Linked DNA regions of Homo sapiens: region 2 is linked to region 1. The links are chromatin contacts, found by Hi-C or POLR2A ChIA-PET in ENCODE. All regions are on one chromosome and are shown on one strand. The core of a region is the stretch at or near the end of the contact, and the rest is flanking DNA. Distances in the headings are between cores, read along the strand shown.

What was found. Hi-C counts contacts between places; a loop is a spot of excess contacts on that map. ChIA-PET counts read pairs that join two places held with the same protein, here RNA polymerase II (POLR2A).
Region 2: a map of PC-3 shows a loop between it and region 1 (3-fold over the local background). The contact joins two enhancer-like sites. A Hi-C loop is called at or near these places in 2 of 168 maps with a recorded cell type or tissue (PC-3 and PC-9). POLR2A ChIA-PET finds 5 or more read pairs at or near these places in 2 of 52 experiments (Caco-2 and activated CD4-positive, alpha-beta T cell).

Annotation. Positions count from the first base shown.
Region 1 is chr1:221,610,322-221,613,907 of GRCh38, reverse strand. No RefSeq gene overlaps it. Among named protein-coding and RNA genes, the nearest start is that of DUSP10, 130 kb to the left of the region's middle. Within about 2 kb of position 1,252, at least 7 of the 41 ENCODE cell types and tissues checked have a DNase peak (open chromatin) inside an H3K27ac peak, as active enhancers do; they include PC-3, where a contact is called at or near this core.
Region 2 is chr1:221,885,120-221,888,871 of GRCh38, reverse strand. All of the region lies in intron 2 of LOC124904517 (a long non-coding RNA gene), which reads right to left. Among named protein-coding and RNA genes, the nearest start is that of LINC01655, 46 kb to the right of the region's middle. Within about 2 kb of position 1,616, at least 7 of the 41 ENCODE cell types and tissues checked have a DNase peak (open chromatin) inside an H3K27ac peak, as active enhancers do; they include PC-3, where a contact is called at or near this core.

The sequences.
Region 1 (3,586 bases), core at 3-2,502:
CCATGGGCAGCGTGTAGGCATGGGCTTTTGGGAGCTGTCTGCCCAGAGGTAGGCAATAAGGGGATGCACTGTCTATAGAAAATAATTTTTTAAAAAAAAGCTCACTAAAGTTGGCTTGTCTGTCTTCACAGGATGCAAGCAATTCTAAAAAAAAGTCAATCATAAAATATCTTCCTTGAAAAACATTTTTCCTAAGCTCTAAATAATTAAACAGTTACTAGTTTGTTCTAATAACATATATGTAAGTTTCAAATTAGCTCATTTTTCTTATTGATGTGTTTAATAAACATTATGTTCTTTTACAAACATTGTATTGTATTCCGAAGTAAGTTGGAGGAACTCTCCAGTATATAGTCAATAAGGAACAATGTGTGGACTCAACTACAGCCATTTGTTTTGAGGGGAAGTTTGTGATGATTTAGAATGATTCCAGCTTGCTTCGAGTGCAGTGCAGTTTATCTCCAAGCCCTGTGATGCTACATAGTACCAAATCTGAACAGTAGATTGGAGACAAATATGATGGTTCAGTGATTGTAAAGACAAAGAAAAAGAACTTGAGTTACTACCATTGTCACATTATGTGACCACTGTAGGATTTTATTTGTGTTTAAAATTTACAATAGTGAACTTGAGAGCAGCCATTAGCAATCCATCCATCCATCATGACCACCTTTTTGCCTAAGCCCAAACACATCCATTCATCTCAACATGACGCAGATGGTCACCAAAAACTGGTCACATCCGTAGGTGAAATATGAACTATTTGCTATCTCATTTGTAGGTTCTTTCTAATTATAAAATCTCATGTTTTTGAAATAGATCAAGTTCCAGTTTTATATATTTTAACTATTTATCTGCAAGAAGGAAAGGCTTCACTGCCACACAAAAAAAGAAATCAACATTTTTTCCAATTCTCAAATTTTAAGATATTTATCTTCAATTTCTCCCCAGGTAGTGCCTAATAATATTCCTTCTCTAGCCCAGCAATGTTTTATAAATTCAATCATCTGAGATGTTACACACCCATATTTGACTAATCTACACATCTGAGGATAGCAGAAATCTTGTCCATGAGATGAGCAACAACTGTGACTATAAATGAAAAAAGACAAACTTTGGTTTATCTTTCAAAGCTGTGGGCACTGGTTAGAGGATAGGACAGAGGAGGGAGAGGCTTCCTAGACACAAAGTAGGAAGCTGGCTTCATTCACGTCAGGGAGGAAACATGGCCCCTGGCCATAAAGGCCTCCCAAGATGACTCATCCTGCCCTAAAATGGGATTTGTTTATTCTGGGAACTCATTTTGTCATCCTAGCCCTGGAGTTAAGATTCTAAAAGCTCGTAGGTAGTAGGTGGTTTGGGCTGCCAAGAAGAGTAATTGGATTAATGCATTTCTATTTCAGATTACTGCCAAATTAGTCTGTGCTATGTGGGCTTTTTATGTTATTGTGAGTGTGGCATAACAGAACCAGCTGCTTCTGTGACTTTCTTATCCTCTTCACATCAGACCCATTCATCCAATCCCTCTCTTATCTTGTCGCATATCAGACCCATTCATCCAGTCCCTCTCTTATCTTGTCGCACATCAGACCCACTCATCCAGTCCCTCTCTTATCTTGTCACACCTCCAGATTCTTCTTTTAAAGTCCCTGGGCAGTGCTGTTCATCCTGTTCCCTTCCTAGTCACTTGCTCTTGCTTTCAGCTTCCCACTTCTTCTCAGGCTTCTTGATGCAATTAAATAAAACAAAACACGCCAACAATCTTTTCAATTATACCAAAGCCTTATCAATTGTGATTTCACTCAGTAGGAATGTATAATAATTCAATCCAGGCCTGATAGCAGTGTATCTCTGCAGCTGCCATGTAAAAGGCAGTTAAGAAGAAGAAACGTAAAATAAATCAGAGGAAATGATTATATGGACTTCAGCCAATAAATTGTTTATTGTCAATGATCTGTAATTAATTAGAACTGGAACAGAGTTTTGTGATGTGAAGAGTATTGGCTTTGGAGGCTGATAATCAAGGGTCAAGGTCTTGCTCTACCACATTTATATTCTTTGTGATGCTGGGAAATCTGCCGACATTAGAGTTTTTCTTAACTGCTTCACAGCATTGTAATTAAATAAGCAAATATGAAAATGCTTTATATGTTGGTAAATGTTATACAAATGTAAGGGCATTACTTCTTTTTTTTTACTCATTAATTCAGACCCTACTTGGGTCAACAGTTTACACAACTGCTGTTACTGTATGAAACAGTATTACAATCACAATTATTTTAGAATCTTCTGTAATTCAGAATTTTACTAACTCAGTTAATTTCCATCTGTGAAAATTGCCTGCAACACATAAAATATCTTTTCAAAGTTCAGTTTACGTGTTGACTTTAGTAGGGGATAAAGCTGTGAGGGTCTAAAGCAACTATTCTCTTGAAAAAAAATTTTTTTTTGGTCTGCTAATCTGACATTTCAGTATTATTTTGTAAATTTAAAAACTATATGTAGCTAGACATTCACAGGTGGAAGTGAGCAGTATGAATCCAGCTTTGATATTTTGGGTGCAAAATTTACTTGACCTGGATTCTGATCAATATATTGCTATAATTTACTGCCTTCTTTTCCTCAGTGACAATTTTTATGAGAGCAAGTACTTCTTTGATCTTTATAGTCTATTTACCAACTTCTTAGAACCTTCTAAGTGACTCTTCTAGGGCACATGGTTATTCAAAGAGACTTTTGCCCCTGTGACTTGATGGGCAAAAAAGTTATTATTATTATTATTTAGATGGAGTCTTGCTCTGTCACCCTGGCTGGAGTGCAGTGGCAGGATCTGGGCAACCTCCACCTCCCGGGTTCAAGTGATTCTCCTGCCTCAGCCTCCCGAGTAGCTGGGATTACAGGCATGCACCACCATGCCTGGCTAATTTCTGTATTTTTAGTATAGATGGGGTTTCGCCATGTTGGCCAGGCTGGTCTCCAGCTCCTGACCTCAAGTGATCCGCCTGCCTTGGCCTCCCGAAGTGCTGGATTACAGGTGTGAGCCACCATGCCCAGAGTAGCAAAAAGTTCTTGCAAATAACATTTTATTTTCTTTCACTGTAGACATATACACTCATTCTAAAAGTATGGAAAGTCTTAAGAAGCAAAAAGAAGAAAATATACAACTCCCTTTATACTATACCCAGAGATAAATAACTGCTGTTTGTTTTTGCTGTATATCTTCTCAAATTTTTCCTATGACATCATATGCATTTTATTAAAATTTAATGAACTTTTATGGACTTTTCTTATTACAAAAGTAATATGAGATTATTGCATAAAACTTAGAAATACATTCAAGTGAAAAGAAAATAAAACTAACCCACAATCCTATACTCAGAGATAATGGCTATTTAAATTTTGCTATATATTTTTCTAATATTTTCTTATGACGATATATATCTTTTATTAGAATTTAACTTTTACCACTCCTTCTTATTATAGAAGAAACATAAAATTACCCATAATCTTACTACCCAAAGATAAGCATTATAACACTGACATATATTCTTCTAGAACTTAGACTAGGCCTTTATGATGTCTGTAC
Region 2 (3,752 bases), core at 367-2,866, 270 kb before region 1:
TCCCATCCTCCTTCTCACACTGTTCCCTCTGCGTTAAATGCTGGCTCCCATCCTCCTTACCTGGATCCTACCCATCCTTCCAGGCACAGGTGAAGGTACCTTGTTGGTGAAACCCTCTTTGACCTCCACATTCACTCTTCAACTCGCCAGTGAGGTGAATCACCCTCTCCCAGCATGGGTTACATTCACCTCATTACAGCACGGTTGTGGATCCAGGTCTAACATGGAGACAGACAGTGTAACGCGGCATGCGGAATTCTCTGATGGAGACAGATCCAGGGTGCTCTGGAGACCCAGAGAAGGGGCTCGTCAAGCTAGGTTCGAGGGAGTGGGTTCTCAGAAAAACAGATGTGAAGACAGAATGTGTGCAAGAACATTTTGTTAGGGGAAACACCTGTGAGATAAAATAGCCCAGGAGCGTGGAGAGGCTGAAAGGGCCATCAGACCACATCACAAACGCATGATGGATTTTAGAGCCCCGTCTGCGCTGAGTTAATTATGGTCCCTGATGTTGCTCCCCGATGTCGGAGATCTGAGAAGTGCAATTATAGCCGCCACAGAGGGTGATGCTCTAAGTAGAAATACCTGTGAAATCACTTTGTGTGTGATTAAGCCTCTACAAATAACCGTTGTTTTTATCGTAGACCTCTAGGAACAATTATAATAGTAACATCAGGGGAATGCCTCAGAGTTAGCTAGAAGGCCAGCAGATGGAAATTAACCAATTAAACTACAGATGTTGTTGGTGAAATGGTGTAAAATATGGTAACTTTAATTTTGCTATCAAAAACTCGATCTTGCTGAATTTAGTTCTTGGATTTGGTGACTGGTGAGGTTGTGGAAATGCCTTTTCTTCCAGGTATTTAAGATTGAGAACAATCAAGTAACAAGTGTTAAGTATCCACATGTGCTTCTCAGAGAGTGCCATGAGGAATTAGAACTATAAGGGAAGCGAGTGCTTTTGAGGAATGTATTATGCTCTTGGAGAGATGAGACCAGTGTTTATAAACAACAGAAACATCAACAAACAATACTAGGTAGGTACAGCTTTGTAATCTGAAGAGATTATCCTGTTCAGGACAAAGGAAATAGAATCTTATTCTTGATGAGGAATCAGCCAGAACCCACCCTAAGACTCTGCTATATCACATCTCTATTCAGGGTTAAGTAATTGACCCACTCCAGAAATGACGAAAACAAAATAAAGGTGAGAGTGAAGTCAGTGAGATGAAATGAATGGAAATCTGAAATGAAAATGTTATCATTAGGTGGCTGAGTAGGATCTTCCTTGGGGTTCTGGAAGCAAAGCTCCACCTGTCACTTGAGCTTCTCAAATAAACTTATGTTTCACGCTGAGTTCCTGAGCCACTGATCTGAGCATTACTCACTCTGTCCCTCATGTTTCCCAGGTGAGAGGTAGTTTCTATGCTCTCCCAACCATAGATGCGGCTAATCAACAGGCCCCATCTCCAGCCCCAGCCTCAGATTCCCTTTTTGGGCAGAGGGAGGCTTGGGCTGAGTCATCCCAGGGATAAACGCTGTAGTCACTCTAGGGAGGTGTCCCCGGCTGCCCCTGCTGGAGGGCAAACAAGTGAGTAACCCAGCCAGTGTCACATGGTCCTGGAATGGGGCTGGCTTGTGCCTCTGCCAGGTCCATGGCAATGAAGGAGTTTGCTCACAACACACACACACACCCTGACCCCTCTCTTGAGCGGGAGTGAAAGTCTGTGTGGGGGCGAGAGGTGTTGTAGATTTAACAACTGAACGTGCATAAGGAAAGCTTATGACCCAGTGGACAGGCAATGGATGCTGATCTAAGAGAATTCCTAGAGAAGAAAGTTCCTAGAGGAACGCTGCCTAGGAAACTCCCCCCAACCCACCCCTTCCCACATATTTCCTGGCCCTTGTCAACACACCTCCTGTGGCCGACAGGAGATGCCAGCAGCTTGCTCACCCAGGACAGAGAAGGAGAGACAGACAGAGCAATCCTTAAGATGCAGGATGATGCAAAGGCTAAAAGCCACAGTCAGAATCCAAGTCAGGAACTCAGGTGGCCAAAATTCTTCCCCTTGGGATGAGTCAGAGTGGCTAAAGTTTTGGGGAGCTGCACAGCAGATGTAGCCTCCTGTGTGCAATCTTACCCCAAGGGAATTTTATTTCAGGCCCCTTGTACTAACAATGGTGAGATATGGATATTTGTCGTAGGCTTTAGAATATTCCTTCAACTTGATCTTCCATGTCACTACTTTGAGTCTCAAATATGTATGTGAATCTCCTAAATTCTCATATTCTTTTTATTCCTCCCTCCTTCCCTCTCTTTCACACCCCCTTCTCCCCCTTTTTCTCTCCCCCTCTCTTTCCCTACCCCTTTTCCAAATTGACATCAGTCCCATTCGTTCAGGCACTCCATTTCTTTAGGGTCATCATTTTAGGTGGTCTGCTTGTTCTTTCTCCCTCTGTCTACTCCACCTTCAGTGCACTGCTATTCTTCTTGGTCTGTTTAGGAGCTTGGGTCCAGGATGTGGGGTTGTCTAAGCAACAGCCCATCAGCAGTTGGTAGAAGGTGTGGAGGTTGCCTGTCTCAGTGGTCTGTGTGTAGAAGCATGCAGGTTGCCAGCTCCAATAGTAAGCCATTCTGTTGCCTAATGTTAGCTATAAAGGCTAATGCTCTCCCAATCTTGGGGGTAGGGAGAACACTACCAGTAGCTTCTGAATCTGAGAATGGTGATCAATTCTAATAACTTGTGTATGTGTGAACTTTGACTTTCTGAACTCTCTCCTTTCTTTAGCCAATTTTTTTCAGCATTTTTTGTGTGCAAGACACTCCTATCTATTCTTGTAACAGCCTAGCAACATAGACCAATGCAGGGAATACTCTGCTCATTTTACAGTTGGGCAGACTGAGCTCTAGGCAGTTAATTACCTAGATTCTTGGTAATGGAATATAATTTACAGATTTGATCTTTTGGTCCATCACCACCAGAGACTCTTCTAGAACAGGTAAGATATACAAAAGTTTATATATAACAAGGTGCATATATATATACATATGCATATATATGAAGATATATGTATATATATGTATATAAACTAGCACAGGGAATTCTGGTTTAGGTGCTAGAAAACCTGGGTTTCAAATTCAACTCAGCCCTAACTAATTCTAGGGCCTAACAATCATCTCATTTATGTGAGCATCAGCTTCGCAAAAAATAAAGTGATCAACTTAGATAATTCCCAGAGTGTCTCTAAACTCCATCTTTTCAAAAGTTAAAATTCCTAGAACTAAGAAAGTGGTTTCAGAATGAAGGTTCTGGGCCTCTCCATCTGGCCTGACTGTGGTATGACTTGGAGCACTCTCCTGCATAGCTTCTGGCTGATAGTCCTGGTAAAGTAGCAGGACTATTTTTCCAGGTTGATCTCTCCAGGTAGATACAACAGAAACATCCTGAAGTGTCCTAAATTGAGCATGTCCATGGGTCCCCAAATTTCCCACAAAACCTCTTCCCTGGCCTACAGAAGATCTTCTAGAGTGAAGAGGTCTTTTGGCATTGTGCTTGATGTTTTTACTACCTGGGATGTTGAGTTACTAGTGTTCCATGACTTGATGTTCACCTACCTGAGCAGGTCACTCGTTAGCACTCATTAGAACATTGACACAGATCAATTAATGAAATTGGTGCAACGCCACCTATTTAAGTGAATACTTTTTCAGAGGAAATTGGACTCAAATAGTGGAGTGAAGAGGAAAAAGG